2 separate regions of the Homo sapiens genome follow, and region 2 is linked to region 1. The links are chromatin loops, found by intact Hi-C in ENCODE. Cell type or tissue: prostate gland. All regions are shown on one strand. Links, peaks and the distances in the headings refer to the core of each region. The heading gives the core; the rest is flanking DNA.

Region 1 (9,327 bases), core at 969-8,968:
TGACTCCCTTGTTTGTCCCCCACTAAGGACCTGCTTTGGAAAACAAGGACATCCATTCTTGTGGTTCTCCTGGAAGATCCCTTCAGTTATTCAACTGTCCCACATGAAAACATTCAGGGCAGCAACACTCCAAGTCCTTGGTCTGGTTGTTGAAGGGGAGGTTGACTCACTAGAGTGTAAGGAATGATTGCATTAATTGTCCAGGAAAGTGACAAGGAGGTGACTCTGGTCATGCAATTTTGAGCTTTGGCTTCAACCTTTGGGGGCCTCGCCCTGCCACCTCCCATTCTCTCAATTCTTAATGCTCAGGGGTGAGATTTCTATGGGCCTCGGGCCACTTTGAGGAAAGCCATGCGTGCACGAGACAAGTATCCATTTTCTACTCTTTCACAGAATCCTGATTTTGTGCTTACGTGACTACTTTGCTTGAAGATAACACCGCCCAGCCTCCCCTGCAGCTGGATGGAGGTCACATGCTTGGATCTGGTCAATAAGATGGGAGTCGGAGTGTTGTGTGGGACTTCTAGAATCTCTTTTTTCTTTTTTGTTTTTCGTATTTTTTTTCTTTTTTTTTTTTTTGAGAAGGAGTCTCACTCTATCGCCCAAGCTGGAGTGTAGTGGCACGATCTTGGCTCACTACAACCTCTGCCTCCCAGGCTTAAGCGATTCTCTGCCTCAGCCTCCGGAGTAGCTGGGATTACAGGTGCGCGCCACCATGCCTGGCTAATTTTTTTGTATTTTAGTAGAGATGGGGTTTCACCATGTTGCCCAGGGTGGTTTCTAACTCCTGAGCTCAGGCGATCTGCCCGCTTTGGCCCCCCAAAGTGTTGGGATTACAGGCATGAGCCACTGCACCCAGCCCCAGAATCTCTTTAAAGCAGGGAAGGCTGCCTCCTCTTTTTAGATCTTCCTCCATCCTGCTGCCAGGGATGATTACATGATTGCTGGAACTCTAGCAGCCACTGAGAGTCGTGAGACTGAAAACCCCACTCTGGGAAAAGCAGAGCAGAAAGGTGGAATGAGGCTGGGGCCATGATGACTTTATAGAGCCATGGTACTAGTCGTGGACTATTTTCATCTGGACTGATGAGAGAAATATACTTCTCTCCCTGGGTCTCACTTTGTTATAGAGCCAGGCCTAGATTCTAATCAGCACTGCAGTGGTTAGCCCAGTAATTCTCCAGTATATGGAGAATATGGAGTACAACTTACACATGGACTGCCAACCCATCTGATAGTAACACAGGCAAAAAGACACCGGTTGCCCAGAATAACGTAGCAATGGACTGGGAACAAGTTGCTCAGAAAACAACTCCATTCCATGGAACTTGAGTAGTTCCCTGTGTCCTTAACTGGCTCCACTCCACACCCTTCCTTCCTTCCCTTTCTGGACTCTCAGTAGCCTCTCATTTTCCTGTTCTAAGAGGGAGGTCAACAGAGACCTCGGCACCTTTTCATTTGCTGTTCCCTGGGCCTGGCCTGGAGAGACCTTTTCCTGCCACCTCCCCTGCCCCTTCACCAGTTTGCTTTCTTCCTTCTTTCGGGACTCAGTAGCAATGTCACCAGCTTTTCCTAGACTGAATTAAGTTGAGTCAGCCCTTTCATTGCCCTGTCACAGCAGTCTTTGTGAAGTTTCATCACTCGCCTTCTTAAAGTCCTCCAGTGGTGTCCTGCTGCACTTGAAACAAGGTCCAAACTCTTATGGAGGCTGCACGGCCCTGCCTGACTTGGCCCCTGTTGACCTCTCTGATCTCTTTTTCTCTGTGCTCTTGCACATAGTCACTCCCTTCCAGCCACACTGGCCACCTGTCTGCTCTTCCACATGCCAAGCCCACTCCTGCCTCAGGACGTTTGCACTTGCTGTTTCTCTGTCTAGAACATCCTCATCCCAGATTGTCTGTGACTGGCTCCTTCTTATCCCTCACAGTCTCTCCTTAGAGAGACTGTCCCTCACTGCCTGATTAAAAATACCTCTTCCTCAGTCACTCACTCTTGCTGCACTGTTTTACCTCCTTGGTGATTTGTCACAATCTGCAGTCATTTTTTTTTTTTTTTGACAGGGTCTCAAAAGGGTGCAGTGATGTTATCATGGTTCACTGCATCCTTGACCTCCCAGGCTCCAGCAATCCTCCCACCTCAGCCTCCTGAGTAGCTGGGACCACAGATGTGCGCCACAATGCCCAGCTATTTTTTTTTCTTTTTGTAGAGATAAGATCTCACTATGTTACCCAGGCTGGTCTCAAACTCTTGGGCTCAAGGAATCCTTCCGCCTCAGCCTCCCAAAGGGACGGGATTATAGATGTGAGCCACCATGCCTGGCCAAATCATTTTGTTTATTTGTTTGTTTACTCATTTATTTTCCGCTTCTCCACCAACCTAGGTTAGCACATCAAGGGCAGGGACTGTGTCTATTTCACAAGGCTGGGTCCCCACTGCCCAGCACAGAGCCAGATGTGGCATTGGCACTCAACAAATACTGGTGCACTAAATGACTGCCTGAATGAATGAACAGGTGAATGGTTTGTGAGTTGGTCAGTTGGATGGAGGGATGGATGGATGGATGGAAGTTTGGATGGATGGGTTTAGAAGCCATGACCCCAATCGGACCACCCAAATGCAATATGTTTACTGAGCACCCCTCCTATGCAAGGCACTATTGGAAAATGCAAGCTTGAATTAGCAGCTGGATGCCTGATACTAATGATATAATAACAGCTGAGATTTATTGATTTCTCACCAAAGCAGGCACTGCGCCAACTGCATTGCATGACCGATCTCATTTACTCCTTATATCAACCCCAGGAGGTAGATACTCTCGTAATTCCTGCTTTGCAATTGTGAAAACCAAGCCTCAAAAAGGTGAGGTTCCATTGGAGGAGGAAACATTTGGGCTGGGGCTTGAGGGCTAGAGATGGATTCCAGCAGGCAGAGATGGGAGTAGGGGTGTTCTAGGCAGAGGCAGCTGCATATTCAAAGGGTTGGAGGTGGGGAATAACAGTCAAGCCAGTTTGGCTAGGGCAGGTGTGCACACAGAGAGAAAACTGGCAAGAGGGGAGACCACCATTTACTGCACACCCGCGACATGTGAGGTACCAAAGCATTTATTCACCATCACCCCAGGAAGTAGCTCCTCTTTTCACCTTCATTTTTCAGAGGATGGATCTGAGGCTTGGAGCCCCTAAATAACATGCCCAGAGCCACACAGCAGGATTAGGACTTGAATTCATGCCTGTCTCACTCTGAGGCTGGGTCAGAGATGGATAGTCAGAGGTTCAGGAAGGAGTTGACAAGGCTGGCTATGGAGTAACTGAGCATGTACTGGGAGCCAGGCACAGCATACTATCTCAATTAATCCTCACAAGTACCCAGGAGGTAGGTATTAGTGTGGTGGATATGTTTTTGGATAGTTTAGCATCATTTTTTGGGAATTGTTCCTCCTCCACAATCACGCATTAAGTGAAGTTGACCCTGTTTCTCCGTTTCAGGGGGTAAGAGTGAGATCCAAGCTTACCAGTTAGGATAATTCATCTCCCTGGCCACAGGGATTACTTTAGTAGTGTGGGCATGACTAAAATTGGTCAATCAGGGTTCATCCTGGAACTTTTTCTCAAATTATTGGGAAAGAGGTGGTCTCTTTCATCAGGGGCTGTTGGGTTAACAGGATATCAACCAGAAGTGGCTGGAGGGTCAACTCTGGCTCTCTGGGGAAAAAAAATCTGCCCAAGAGTGTAGCCAAAGCAGAGGGACTCTGTGCCAAGACACAAAGACAGGTTTCTAATGACATTATTTGAGCACCTGGATCCAGCCATCCCTGAAGCCATCCCTTTGGATTTTCCAACAATATGAACTGATGAATGCTCTTTTTGGATTAGGCCAGTTGGGCTGGATTTCTGACCCTTGCAAATAAAAAGTGATCTGACTGAACAAAATTGTTATCTTAATTTTACAGGTGAGAGAGCTAAGATTCATAGAGGTAAAATGACTTGCGTTTAGGATCCACAGGAAGGAAGGGGCTGAATCACACTGAGATATCACAAAGAAAGTGCATGGCATCTACCAGGTCCTCAAGAAATGCCTGTTCCCTTCTTCCATAGATCAAGGAGTGGTGGAGAGAAGGACGGGAGGAGGTATACCCACTGGTGGAAGCTCCCCCATGAGCCGCAAGCTTCTGGGCAGATTCTAGATTGCATCTGGAATCCTCCAAACTCTCCCAGCCTGCACTGGGGTCTGGCAGGAGCAACCAAAGCCCAGGAGTTGACACATAAAGTGAACAAGCGGTCAGATGTCAGCATTTGAACAAAATTCCTGAGGATCCCACTCTCTCCAAAAAAGTGTCATCTAAGAGCCCTGGCTGCAACACAGGGTTTCCATAGAAGGGCCAGAAGTCTTAGCACTTCTCAGGGCTTACGCTTAGTAGGATCTTGTACAGATAATTGTTTCAGTACCACCAAGGATTCTGTGGTCACTTGAACTTCTCAAAGCTCCTTCATATTGAAACTGGATAGAGAGTAAGGGGTTAGCCTACAAACTTTGACTTTGGACAAAGTTGGGTTCCAATCCTGGCCCTTGGCAGCTGGGTGACTTTCGGTACATTACTTAACCTCTCTGAGTCTCCCGTGTGAAACAGGCAGAATCGGAAGATGAAGTCAGACAAAACAGGTAGACACTCTTAGTACAGAGTTTGGAACCACTTCAGCTTTTGGGCAAGCAGATTAGTTCTAGATATAGGTTGAACTCTGGCATGTATGATCACATTAACTCTCTGAGCCTCAGCTTCCTCATCTGTAAAATGGGGCTCAGAATAATACCCCCTGCACAGGTGGTTGTCAGGCAGCAATGAAATCATGCATGGAAAATGCGTACCCCAGGGTACGCATGTGAACCGAGGACACCCTGCCAGCAGGACGGCCCCCCACTCATCCACCGGCAGGGAGTTTTGGCCCACACAGTGAATTCGTTGCCAATATTTATTTTCCCTATGAATTCACATTTGAGCTTCTCAAGAAAAATCTGAAGCTCTGGGTACTCTTGGTCCACGCTGCTCCGTGGCAAGCCCAGGCTGCCGCTGCGCGGTGTTAAGTCCAGTCCTGTACTCTAAAATCTCACGTGCACCCTGTGCGTGTTGTTTATGAGGCTCGCTTGGCTTCTGCAGGAATCTGGTTTGGGAGCCCAGGAATAAATCATTAGACGTGTAGCCAGCGATGAGGGAAAAGATTAAACAGTGCCAGAGAAGCAGTCATGGGTTCCTTAGGGAATGCTGGGCCAAGAGCTGGGTCCGCGAGATGCCCTGGATCAGGAATATGCGGATGGAATCCCTGCCTGGGCCAGCCCCTCATCCATCCGTATATGGCTGCAGAGAAGCCATGTTGCTGCTTCCTTAGAGCCCCTGGCTGCATTTTCCCCTCGTCTCTCCTGCTTCTAGACTGCTCTGAAGCTCCTCCTAGTCCCCACCGCTCATCCTACCACACCTCAGTAAAGCAGAATTAGAGGATTAAAAAAGACGGGCAGGAGATAGGGGACTACTTTAGCCCAACGGCTTTGGAGGGCCTCACTGAGGAGGTGATGCGTGAGTGCGGATCTGAGGAATGCAAAGGAGCCAGCTCGCAAAGATCTGGGGAAAGGCCGGTCCGGGCAGCAGTCACGGCAAGTGCAAGGGTCCTGGGGCAGGGAAGAGATTGGCAAGAAGAGGAGGAGAAAGGCGACCAGTGTCCCTGGTGCTAGGGAGGAAGACAAAGGGCGTGAGAGTTGAGGTCAAAGAGAGAAGAGAGGCAGGCCTTTAAGACCTGATAGGATGTTTTGAACCTGAGAATCCTGGGAGCCACACGGCCATGGCCTAATGTAGGTTTAAAGATCCCCTAGCTCTAGCCAGGCGCAGTGGCTCATGCCTGTAATCCCAGCACTTTGGGAGGCGGAGGTGGGCAGATTACCTGAGGTCAGGAATTCGAGACCAGCCTGGCCAACATGGTGAAACCCTGTCTCTACTAAAAATACAAAAATTAGCCGGGCACGGGGGTGGGCGCCTGTAATCCCAGCTACTCGGGAGGCTGAGACATGAGGATCGCTTGAACCTGGGAGGCAGAGGTTAAAGTGAGCCGAGATTGTGCCATTGCACTCCAACCTGGGCAACGTGAAACTTTGTTTCAAAAAATAGTAAAATAAAATAAAATAAAATAAAATAAAATAAATAAAATAAAATAAAATAATCCCCGAGCTGCACCTAGGAACAGCCTGTAGGGGGACTGGAATAGAAACAGGAATCAAAGTGAGGAGGCTGTGGTAGGTGTCCAGGCAAGAGACTGTGTCTGTTCACAGTACGGAAGACAAATTCAAGTTATATTTTGGAGGTGAAATCAACCAATTGCTGATGGCTCAGATGTGTGGGGCGAGGGAAAGAAGAGTCAAGATGGAATCCCAGGTTTTCATCCTGAGCAACTGGGAGGATAGTGGTGGTGTTTCCTGAGATGGAGAGGAATCGGAGGAGCACCTGGGGCCAGATCATGGGGGTGCTGTGAACATCAGCTGAGGGGTCTGGACCAGACCCCGCAGACAATGGGGAGCTTGGGAAGGCTTCTGAGCAACAGCAGAATATTCATTCAGTCATTCAACAAACATTTGTGGTAAAAGCTTGTCCATATTCTATTCTCTCACAGACGGCAAAGCTCCCCACAAGCAGCCGTGGGTTATGGGCCACAAACATCCTTCCTGGGCCTATAGAGTGCACGAGAAAGCTCTACCTGCCCATCCACATTTTCCCTTCCCGACTTCTTCACCTCTGGCTTGAGGAGCTGAAGAGCATTTAAAAAATATTCATGGCTGGGCGCAGTGGCTCATGCCTGTAATCCCAGCACTTTGGGAGGCCGAGATAGGCAGATCGCCTGAGCTCAGGAGTTTGAGACCAGCCTGGGCAACATGGTAAAACCCCGTCTCTACAAAAAATACAAAAATTAGCCGGGTGAGTTGGCGTGCACCTGTAGTCCCAGCTACTTGGGGGGCTGAGGTGGGAGGATCGCTTGAGCCTAGGAGGTCGAGGCTGCAGTGAACCATGTCACCGCCACAGCACTCCAGTTTGAGTGACAGAGCGAGACCCTATCTCTAAAAAAAAAAAAATTAAAAAAATTAAAAAATGAAAATATTTATTTACTCCCTGCCTGTCTTTTCCTCTAAAAGCTCCATGAAAGCAGGGACCATCTTTGTAACTTCAGCATCTCTCATGCCTAGACCTGTGTCTGGTACATAGTAGGTGCTTAATAACTATTGAGGAACTGAATTTTAAAAATAAATAAATGAGCCCTAGTCTCTCAGACTGAAGGACTGACTGAGAGCCTGTAAAGTGCCCCGTTCAGGGCCTGGTATACAGTAGACATTCAATAAACAGTAATGAAAATATACACAGAAAATACAGCCACTCTGTCAGGTCCCTGGTAGGTCTTGAGGCTTCTCCAGTGTAGGAAAGGCCAGAGGAGTAGGAGGGTGAGGTGGCCTGTGACTCACCCTCCCGGGGCCCCTGTCTTGGGCCTAGGCCTGTGGGCATGGCGTCTGCACTAATCCGGCTAAGCAGCTGGATGTGCAAGGGTGTGTAATCCCAGGCCTGCTGGCTTTAGCCTGACCTTGGCTAGGATGACCCAAGTCAAGAAGAACGCTCCTGTCCTCTTAGGCCACCCAGAGCTGAGACCCTCTACACAACCGGGGACAGGGATCTAAAAGACCCTTCTTGGGGGACAGAGGGGTGGCAGGCTCACCTAGGTCTCCCCCCGAAGCTCCAACCCAGCTATTTGGGGTATGCATCTCTGCACCCCTCCCCCCTTGCTACATCTTTGCCCCAGTGTCCTCCCTGATGGATGATGCGGCACAGAAATACTATCGGGGAAGAAAAGGGGCATTCATTCATCAAACATTTATGGAGCCAAGCTATGTGCCAAACACTTTTCCAGATCCTGAGGACACAGCAGTGATCAAGACAGACTCTGTCTTCAGGGAACTGATATTTGGGTGGGGGAAGCAGACATGAAATGAGGAAATAGGTAAATTAAAAAGGATCTCTTCAAGGTGCAAGAAAATGGGCTAATGGGATAGAGACTGGCTGTAGGGACATCATCAACTATGGTAGTCAGGGAGGGCTTCTCTGAGGAGGTGACATCTGAGCTGAGACCCAAAGATGGAGTATCGAGTTGTATGAAGATCTGGGAAAGGAGCATCCAGGTGGAGGGAAGAGATTTTAATCCTAGTGAGTCATATAAGTTGGCACCATTGAGTACACTGAATAGATAATGAACATAATAACTAACATTTACTGAGTACCGACAATGTGTCAGGCCCTTTTCTAAGTGCTTTGAATGCAATAACTCATTTAATACTCAAAACAATCGATCATTTTCATCCAATTTTACAGATGAAGAAACCAAGCCACAGAGAGGTCAAGTGCTTTGCCCAAGGCCACACAGCTAACAAGTAGCAGAGCTGGGATTTGAACCCAGGGCTGCTCTACCTCACAACCTATGGGTTGTTCCCTATCTTTACAGCACATTAATGTTTTACAATTAAAAACATTAATTGTTGAGCATTACCAAGCACCAGGTCCTGGGACCCATGGCGTCTTTATCTGGTCCTACCTCTGAAGGCCACCCACTGATCCTCTGCCCTGCACCTCTCTCTCACCCTCTTCTGATGTCTCTACTCTGAGGCCACCTCCAGCTCCAGGAGTGGCCATGTGGCTCTGCCTGGTCCAATCAGCATAGACCAACCCTCCCAGCCTTTGTGATTGACTGAGGGATGGGCATGTGACACAAGATGGCTTCATGAGAGTGGATCTTGGAACTTTGCAACCATGGGGGAGGAGGAGTTCTCTTTGTTTTTTTGTTTTTTGTTTGTTTGTTTTTTTGAGACGGGGTCTCACTCTGTGTGCAGGCTGGAGTGCAGTGGCACAATCTCAGCTCACTGCAACCTCCGCCTCCTGGGTTCGAGCAATTCTCCTGACTCAGCCTCCTGAGTAGCTGGGACTACAGGCATATGCCACCACGCCCAGCTAATTTTTTGTATTTTTAGTAGAGACGGGGTTTCACCATGTTAGCCAGGATGGTCTCGATCTCCTGACCTTGTGATCTGCCTGCCTTGGCCTCCCAAAGTGCTGGGATTACAGGTATGAGCCATCGTGCCCGGCCAGGAGTTCTCTTTTGAGGGAAAATGTCTAGCTGGGAGATAGGAAGCCTGGAGCCCAAAGAGCTTGCTTGAGAGTGAAGCCCTCGTAGAGGAGGGCAGAGACAAAAGATGGAGAGAGACTGAGTTGCAATGACAAGCACTGATGGTATTGTTCGAGGCCTGTGTATCTGG
Region 2 (9,327 bases), core at 531-8,530, 110 kb after region 1:
CTAAAAATACAAAAATCAGTTGGGCGTGGTGGTGTGCGCCTGTAATCTCAGCTACTTGGGAAGCTGAGGCAGAAGCATTGCTTAAACCCAGGAGGTGGAGGTTGTGGTGAGCTGAGATCGTGCCATTGCACTCCAGCCTGGGCAATAAGCGTGAAACTCCGTCTCAAAAAAAAAAAAAAAAGTTTAAAAAGCGAGTCTGTTTAAAGGAGAATATTTGGTAAACAACAATATTAAAATATAGCAAATAATAGTAACAATAATCACAATGGTAAGGAAACACTTCATTAGATCAACTTAAGAGTATTTTATTCTTGGCTGGGCGCGGTGGCTCACACCTGTAATCCCAGCACTTTGGGAGGCCGAGGCGGGCAGATCACGAGCTCAGGAGATCAAGACCATCCTGGCTAATACGGTGAAATCCCATCTCTACTAAAAATCCAAAAATTAGCCGGGTGTGGTGGCGGGTGCCTGTAGTCCCAGCTACTCAGGAGGCTGAGGCAGGAGAATGGTGTGAACACGGGAGGCAGAGCTTGCAGTGAGCCGAGATCACGCCACTGCACTCTAGCCTGGGCAGCAGAGCGAGACTCCATCTCAAAAAAAAAAAAAAAAAAAGAGTATTTCATTCTTGCCACTGAGCTTAAAAAGAAAGAAAGAAAGAAAGAGTATTCCTAACATATGTCCAGTAATTTTGATTCTTAAGCAAGGGATGAAGAAATACAATGGCATCCAGGTAACTTCCTAACTAGCGCATAGCAGGTAGCTAACCCACTCATCTCTCCCTCTTTTCTTTATAGCTTCTATTTTTTTTAAAGAGAAAAATAACGATTAAAACAAGGGCAGGTTTAAATAATCGTCTCCTGAGCTGCACTTCAGTATCTCAGGTAACAGCTGGAGCTGCCTGGTGGGAGCACATCTTTTCCTTGAGTGTAATTCACTAATGACTGTGGTTCCAAGGAGGTGCGACCTTTAAAGGGAATTGGCCCTTCTTTGAAGGCAGGTGAGAATCTAGTCTCAGTGACAACCCAGCCTGATTTGGAAGGGGGGAGTCATAAGGGTTTTCGCCCAGCACACCAGGGTTGCAGCCTGCGCAAGACCTTCCATAGCTATTTCTGCCGGCTTGCTTCCTTCCCTTCCCAGCCACGATGAGGCAGCTGAGGGTTGCCACGGAAACCGGCTCTGTCCTCCCACTGGAGGCTGCCAGCTCTGATTTCCTGCAGAGTTAAGAAGGAGGCGGCAGTGGGGGTCACCCAGGCGTGAAGATGGGTTTCCCTGGGGATATCCTGCCTCCTGCCAATCACAGCGTCTCTCTGGGAATCCTGGGGGTGCCTGGAGGCTGAGGCCCAGGGAAGCCCCCAAACCCCAGTGCTGCTCTGAGAAGAGACTAGCCTCTGGGACATTCAGAGGTCTGGGGTTCTTTTATCTCCCTCCAGCTAAAGCTAGAGGGACCTCATTATGTGTCTTACAAGATGTACCCAAGTTTAGGTGCCTCTGGCTCTGTCAGCTCCTGAAGTCGAGAAGAATTGTCCCATCACCAGTCCCCTTGAGCCCAAAGAACAGGAGTTGCTCATCCAGCATTTGCTCCTGGGACAGTAAATCTGCCTGCAGAGTTCTACAGCTTATGAGCTATGTGGCCCCAGGCAAGTCACCTCACCTCTCAGTTTTCTCATCTATGAAGTGGGCACAACCCTCCTTCTCTTCATAGAGATGCTGTGAGGAGTAGACATACTGTCTGTAGGGTCTCTCGCAGGCATTTAAAGGGTCTCAATAAACAGGACTTTATATTAATAAAAATAGCATCATAAAAAAGGTTTGCAGGCCATTTTTCTCTTTAAGCTGTTTTTTATTTTAATTAATTATTTATTTATTGAGACAGAGTCTTGCTCTGTCGCCCAGGCTGGAGTGCCGTGGCGCAGTCTCAGTTCACTGCAACCTCCACCTCCTGGGTTCAAGCAATTCTGGTGCCTCAGCCTCCTGAATAGCTGGGATTACAGGCACGCACCGCCACACCTGACTAATTTTTTTATGTTTAGTAGAGACGGGGTTTCGCCATGTTGGCCAGGCTGGTCTTGAACTCCCGACCTCAAGTGATCCGCCCACCTCGGCCTCCCAAAGTGCTGGGATTACAGGCAAGCCGGGGCAAAGGCAAATTTTCATCACTGATACATTTGTTCAAAGGGTGGTGCACTCAGGCTGGGTTGGACCAATTAGCTGGTCCCCACCACCTCTTACAATGTCACTTCTAAGAGTTAGAACAGGGTCTCACACTCAGATGCCTTCAGGTCCAGGAGGCGCTGTGAATGCAGAAGCAGACCCGGTCAGAACCCTGGTGAAGCCGAGAGCACATGTCCTGCATAAGGGAGGCGGCTGCCACTCAGCTCTGGCCAAGAGTTACCCTTGGGAATGTGAGCCCAGTGTGGCCAGATATACCAAGTTTTCAAGAGAAGCTGGACATTTTGAATGAACTCTCCCAAAGATGATAACAACTAAGGCATTTTTTTAAGTGAAGTCCAAACAAAACACGTCTGCAGACTGGATCGTGATCACAGTTGGGGCTTCTGCACTAGAATGCATGAAATCGGCACCTTCTTTTTTGGCTTGATCAGTCTAAGGAGTCCTGGCTGGCTCCTTCCAGCCATCTTGTCTGGGCTGTGTCTTCCTTAGCTCCCTACCTGAGTGCTGACACTGAGAAAGCCCATCCCATCTGGTGCCTGTCACTCTAGAACAGAGAACTCCACTCCTCAGAGCCCAGTGTTTGGAGGGTGCCCCTGTTCTGCACCGGGAATGCATCAGCCTTGGGGGAAGCTCTCCTGCATTTTCTCAAGTAGTGTGAGCAATGGGGCAATCTGGCAAATGGGGCCCCAGGGAAGCAGATCTTCTAAGGGACTCCTTTGGTTTTAGCTAGTTTAAGGATTATTGGGGGACTGACTGCTGAATGACATCAATGGACACAAAGGACATCCTGAGTGGCCTTTCTGTGGCCAGCATCCGCTTTGACTGGATAAGGCCCGGGCCATGCTAGCTCATAAGAACTAGGAAGGTGACACCTCCGGGAGTTGGGGGCAGAGCAGTGAAGACTCCTAGTTCTGCCTTATCTGAATAGCATTTGTGGATATCACGAGGTGAGAGTAACGAGGTGAATTGGGAGCAGACAAAGCCTGATTTTGGAAAGAAAACTTTGCAGTGGATAATCCATAGAGCTTTCAATGTCTTTTCTTTGTTCACCCTCTTAGCTTTTCCCTCCCCTGGACCCAGCCTTCTGGGAGAAAAGCAGGGAAGTGGTAATGCTAGCACCTGCACCCGGGCCAACTGTGCACACAGAAAGCTGGGAGGCTGGGGCAGGCTGGGGCAGGCTGGGCAGAGGCGAGCACGTGGATCCATCTGCTCCCTGTGTCATGGGCGGATGCGGTAGCGGACGGGCACGTCGTGTTCCGGCTGCATCAGACCGAAGCCGTACCTGCTGAGGTCAAACTCAGGGATCTCCACATCTGCGTTGATCAGCTCCAAGTCCAAGTGCACCAGCACAAGGAACACAAATCTGCAGAGAGATGGCATGGAAGGTGTGAAGGAGAGGAGTAGGGCAGGGGGTTATCGGGAACAAGGCAGGGGAGCCATGGCTGCCTCCTAAGTCTGACTCCAACTTTGAGTAAAGTGAGGAGAGGAGTGAGGAAGTAGAAGAAACGCATTTGCTGCTCACCACATTTGCCAGCCCCCTGTAAGGTTAGGCAGGCCCGTGGATGAGTTCTGGTGAATGGGCTGTGTGCAGAAGTGGCCTGTGTCACTCCTGTGTCAAAGCATTCGCGAGCCAGTGTGTGGCTCTCCAGCTGTCCCTCCTGCCTGGCAGCCATGCAGGCTTCACATTGAGACGGTGGAGCCGAAAGAGGGAAAGAGCCTGGCCCGAGTCTGTGCACAGAGTGGGGAAGCCCTCCAATCCCACAGCTGATACCGTGTGAGTGGAACTACACCTCTGTTGGTAAAAGCCACTGAGACTCGGCAGGTGCAGAGCTGAGCCTGTGCTGATTAATACGGCGACTCCTCTGGATCCTCCAGCCCACACACTTTGCCGCCTTTCCCCACACTCCTGGAACCCTCACTGTCTATCTTGGCCAGGACTGCTGCTAACCCTTAGGTGTCTTTGTGAGATTAGAAACAGGCATCGCTCTCAAGACATTTTACTGCCATCTCTGAGAAAATTGTCCTAAATAGACCAACTTTGCAAGAACAAGCACTCTCTACTGCCATCTTCTGGGAAAACTGTCATAATAACTATTCGCAGCTGCCATGCCTATGATGTAATCAGTGCCCCCATAAATGTGGAGGCAGCCCTACGGGGGATGTCAACGGTTGCTGCCTCCCTGCCTCATCTTACCAATGCCCATGTTCGTAAGGGTCAGGAGAATATCTTATGACTCTTTTCCCACCACTATTCCCTACCCCAACCCAGGCGCCCGATGCAGCACTGAGCACATGGTGGGGATTCTTTTGTCTCACTGAAGGAGTGAAGAAGAGGGCAGATGAGGAGAGAGGGGAGTTAACACTCTGGACAGATCTGGGCTGTGCCGCTTATGGGAATGTGGCCCTCGCCAAGTTCTTACCCACTCTGGGTCTCAGTTCTCCCATCTGGTCAAAGAGGGGAAAGGCATGTTGAGTCTCTTCCAGCTCTGAGGCTGTAGGAAACTAGAGGGTGAGTTTCTAAGGGATGGCGGTTTTGTGCCCACCCCTGGATTTGAACTCCTGCACCTCCACTTCCTGGGAACACGGCAAATGATCTGACCTGCCTAGACTCGGTTTTAGATGGACCAGCAGGGTTGTCATGACAATTCAGTGAGATAAAAATAACAACAAATTAGCTAATTTATTGGAACACTGTGCGCTAGGCACCATCTAAGCATTTAGTACCCGCTATCTCTTTTTATCTGTCCAAAAACTTGATGAGGTAGGAATGCCAGTCGGTTCTGCTCTAACACTTGTTTTGAACAGGTGAATTTGTTCCAATAGGATTGATATATTAGGGCACCATTTGAATATAATGCAAGTTTCACATTTGCTCACGTGCAATTTCACTTGTGAGAAACATGAGGTGAAGACGAAAGACTGCACCCAGCTGAACCTGGGTGTGCAGAAATCCATAAAATATACACATGCACACAACTAAGCATCGATCTACAGCCACAGTTATTACAGCACTTACATAGTTCTTAGCCAGGTAACATGTATAAAACTTTACTACCATTTTTTTTACTGGGTTCTTCTCTCTCTCTCTTTTTTTTTTATTATGTCACTGATGAGGTTTTTGAGTGTTGGCCCCAGTCCCCCTTTTCCCTCAATCCCTGCAGTTTTTTCTTTCTTTCTTTCTTTTTTTTTTTTTTTTTTTTTTCTGGAGACAGAGTCTCACTCTGTCGCCCAGGCTGGAGTGCAACGGCGCAATCTTGGCTCACTGCAATCTCCACCTCCTGGGTTCAAGAGATTCTCCTGCCTCAGCCTCCTGAGTAGTTGGGATTACAGGCACGCTCCACCACACCCGGCCAATTTTTGTATTTTTAGTAGAGACGGGGTTTCACCATGTTGGCTAGGCTGGTCTCCAACTCCTGGCCTCAAATGATCTGCCCACCTCGGCCTCCCAAAGTGCTGGGATTACAGGCGTGAATCCCTGCAGTTTTTGTTGCATGATTTCACACAGCAAGGTGATTTTAAGGAATGCATATGAGCTGTATTATGTTCATAATTGACTCCATTTTCTTGAGGAAACTGAGGCTAAAGGTTTATGTAACGTGCCCACTCACTTAGCACAATGCATGCACAATAATGATATTAACAATTATGGTAATAATTAACATTTTTCAAATGCCTACAATGAGCCAGACAGTGGGTTAAGAACTTAGAAAGATCCAATTCATTTATCCTGACACTCCTGGGGTATAGTTATAATCAGAACCCTCATTTTACAGTTGAGGAAACAGGCTCAGAAGGTAACCCAGCTTATGATTGCACAGGGGCTGGACAGGAGGACAGGGCAGATGTCATAACCCCTGGTCCAATCTGTTTGTGATCCTGGTGGCCAAAGCTCCTGGGGTTCAAGGGAGATAATTTATGAGGCTCTCGGCCCCACAGGTATTAAAATAACCAAGTGGGAACAGTGAAGTTCGGCCAGTTCCTAACATGAAGTTCTGAACATGCGGCAGCAGCTGCAGACGGGTAGCTACGGTCAGCTGAAAGGAATGTCCAGTATTTGGAATCTGGACACCAGTCTTGGAGGGAAGAACCTGCTGCCAGATCTGATTATTTCAAAAGAAATCCGAAATCTGGCTTTTTTACACGAGCTCTTCTGATTTATAAAAGCACACAGTTGTAAAACCACAAATAAGAGATGGCTCACGGGCTGTCCATGTGAAGCCTCTGCCAAACCATTCTCCTGGCTGAGCCCTCAGTCCCAGGAGAGAAGGGCGCCTGCCAACCAGGGGATCAGGAGCCACCCTGGCCCTGCCCTGGCCCCCCACTCACTGTTTGATGCTGTTGACCGCATAACTCCTCCCCAGGCAGTGATTGTGCCCCGCCCCCCAGGGCATGTTGTAATTCTTCAGCCGTTTCCCATCCTTGTAAAAGTCTTTCTTCTCTGATCCGTCAGGGTTCAGGAATCGGTTGTATTTAAATACCTGAAATAGGAAGAAGGTCCTTTTCTGACCCCATTCCCAGAACAAGCTCACACCAAGAAAAATGTATGAGGATGTTCATGACAGTCATGTTTATAAGAGGGAAAAACTGGAAACCATATACAGGTCAATTGATAGGGGATTGGTTAAAAAATTATGGCAAAAGGTTTGTGTGTACTGACATGGAAAGAATTTCTACAATTGGTTGTTGAGTGAAAAAAGCAAGTTTCAGAATAGTATATATTGCATGATCCTATACACACACCAATCTTTTCATGGCATGTGAATGTGTTGTGTGTATGCCTGTAAAGCCATGAAAACAATTCGCAAGGCACACTCCAAACCTTGGTCAGAGAACTCTGTAGAACTGGAGAAGAAGGGAAATACATATTTTTTACATTTAAGTATATATTTCTCTGTATTTCTTTATATTCTATGATATATATTACTTTTGTAATGTAAAATAAAAGAAATTAAAATATTTTTTAAAAAGAAAATGCCAATTTCCTTTGGTTACACTGCACAGTGGTAAGGCAAGGGTTGTAGCTGAGCACAGAGCTTGGCATGGAGTAGCTGCCGACTGAAAGATGGGTGGAAGGATAGGTGAATGAACCAGTGGATAGACTAAGAGATGGAAATGTGGATGGAAAGATGGATGAATGGAGGGATGGATAGATGGATGGATGGGTAGATGGGGTGGATGGATGGATGGGTAGATGGGTGAATGAATGGGTAGATTGATGGGTGGATGGATGAATAAATGGATGAATGGACAAATGGATGGATGGATGAGTAGATGGGTGGATAGATGGATGGATGGGTGGATAAGTAGAAGAATGGGTGGATGGACATATGAGTGAGTGGGTAGATAAATGAGTGGGTGGATGGATGGATAAATGAGTAGATGATTGAATGGACAGACGGATGGATAGATGGATGGATTCATGGGTAGGTGGGTGGATGAAAGAGTAGCTTCATGGGTGGATGGATGGATGGATGGGTGGATGGATAGATTAATGGATGGGTAGATGGGTGAGTATGTGGATGGATGGATGGATGCATGGATGCATGGGTGGATGGATAGATTAATGGATGGATGGGTGAATTTGTGAATGGATGAATGGACAGATGGATGCATGGGTAGATGAGTGGATGGATGGATAGATGAGTGGATGGGTGGCTGGATGGATAAATGAATGGGTAGATGGGTGGATGAAAGGGTAAATTGGTGGGTGGATGGATGAATGGATGGGCGGATGGATAGATGAATGGATAGGTAGATAAGTGAGTGTGTGGATGGATGGATGAATACATGAATAGACAGATGCATGAGTAGATGGGCAGATGAATGAATGGATGGATAGATGAGCATGTAGTTTAGGGTCTGACACACAGTAAACACCCAATCTGTTAGCAATTGTGAAAGTTTACTTCTTCTCAAAGTCTGGGGCAAGGCAAAAGTGTTGAGAAACTGACATTATAACAATCTGAAATAAGGAAAATGGCTGAGCTATCACAAAGCACTCAGTGTGAATGAACATCCCCTCATGTTCTAGGGTTCCTCAGAGACCCTTGAACATGAGGGGATCTGGGTCTGACTCCAAGAGAAGCTGTGAAAAAAGGTAGGAGCCAAAGAGATATCAGAAGGCTGGGGAGAGAGTGGGGCCATCAATATCTGCTTATGCATGATCCCATTTAATCTTCCTATCAATCTCATGAGGCAGGTGCTATTATGAGGTCCATTTCACAGGTGAGGAAGCAAACACAGAGAGGTGAAGCAATCTGGGCAATGTCACATAGCAAACAAAGAGCAGAGCCAGGCTGCCACTCAGATCTGGCTCATCCCAAAGTCACTGATTGTTCTCCCACAGACCCCATATGACCAGGCGCCCCTGCCATTTACCTCTGGGTCTGTGTAGATTTCTGGGTCTCTCTGGGGGCTCAGGAAGGGGAAGAGGAGGAGGCGGTCACCACGTCGCAGGTTGAATTCTCGCCCGTCTGCCATGGGCATGGCCAGGTCCACCACAACCTCGCGGGTGATGAAGGGGGCAGCTGTAAGCCTGAGGCTCTCACTCAGCACGCTATCTGCATGGGGCAGGTGCAAGGAAGAGTCAGCGGGCTATCCCTTCACCTGCTCATATGCCAACCCCAGCTCTTATTTTACAGAGGAAGATGAAGAGGCTCAGAGAGGGTGCCTGCCTCGCCCACACAGTCACATAGCAAGGTGAAAAAGGACACACGATGACATGTGGTCTCTGTGGTCCCTCAGAGACGTTTGAACATGAGGGTATCCAGGTCTGACCCCAAGAGAAGTTGTGAGGGAAGGTGGGAGCTAGGGAGATATCAGAAGGCTGGGGAGAGAGTAGGGCCATCAATCTCTGTTCCTGTCTGCCCGGCATATATTTCTCTTCTGGAAACGGGCCCCTGATTTTCCTCTAGGGTCCACCCCTCTCTCATTCTCAGGGGTTAGACTGCTGCTTCTATGCTCAACTCCTGGGATGGGGCTGTGACTGGCCAATCAGAGCATCCCTCTGAGCCCTGTGATTGGTTCAGGATGGACACATGACCCAAAGAAAGCCAATGAGACACAGTCTTGGGACTCTTGGTGGGAACACTGTAAGAGATTCAGAGTCTCACAGAGCCAGGAGGAAGTCAGCCTTGAGCTGCCAACAGCTACTGC

Evidence for each region. Peaks named below come from ENCODE experiments on the same cell type or tissue, not always from the same donor. Only the 100,000 strongest peaks of a DNase experiment are listed, where the experiment ranks them.
Region 2: it touches region 1 in a loop (2.3-fold over the local background); 4 of 110 quality-filtered maps call a loop at or near these places.

Annotation. Positions count from the first base shown.
Region 1 is chr20:49,390,203-49,399,529 of GRCh38, forward strand. All of the region lies in intron 1 of KCNB1 (potassium voltage-gated channel subfamily B member 1), which reads right to left. All of the region lies in intron 2 of LOC105372649 (a long non-coding RNA gene), which reads left to right. Among named protein-coding and RNA genes, the nearest start is that of KCNB1, 88 kb to the right of the region's middle. In prostate gland, for the core only: no CTCF peak of the experiment used is centred there; a DNase peak (open chromatin) is centred at 5,169; H3K27ac peaks cover 3,296 bases.
Region 2 is chr20:49,504,530-49,513,856 of GRCh38, forward strand. PTGIS (prostaglandin I2 synthase) reads right to left here. Exons shown (of 10, transcript NM_000961.4): 8 at 8,551-8,732; 9 at 6,499-6,650; 10 at 1-3,535. The coding sequence ends at 3,391. Among named protein-coding and RNA genes, the nearest start is that of KCNB1, 27 kb to the left of the region's middle. RefSeq lists an enhancer at 653-1,154. In prostate gland, for the core only: a CTCF peak has its summit at 4,250 (motif pointing left); DNase peaks (open chromatin) are centred at 3,352, 6,202 and 6,502; H3K27ac peaks cover 2,598 bases.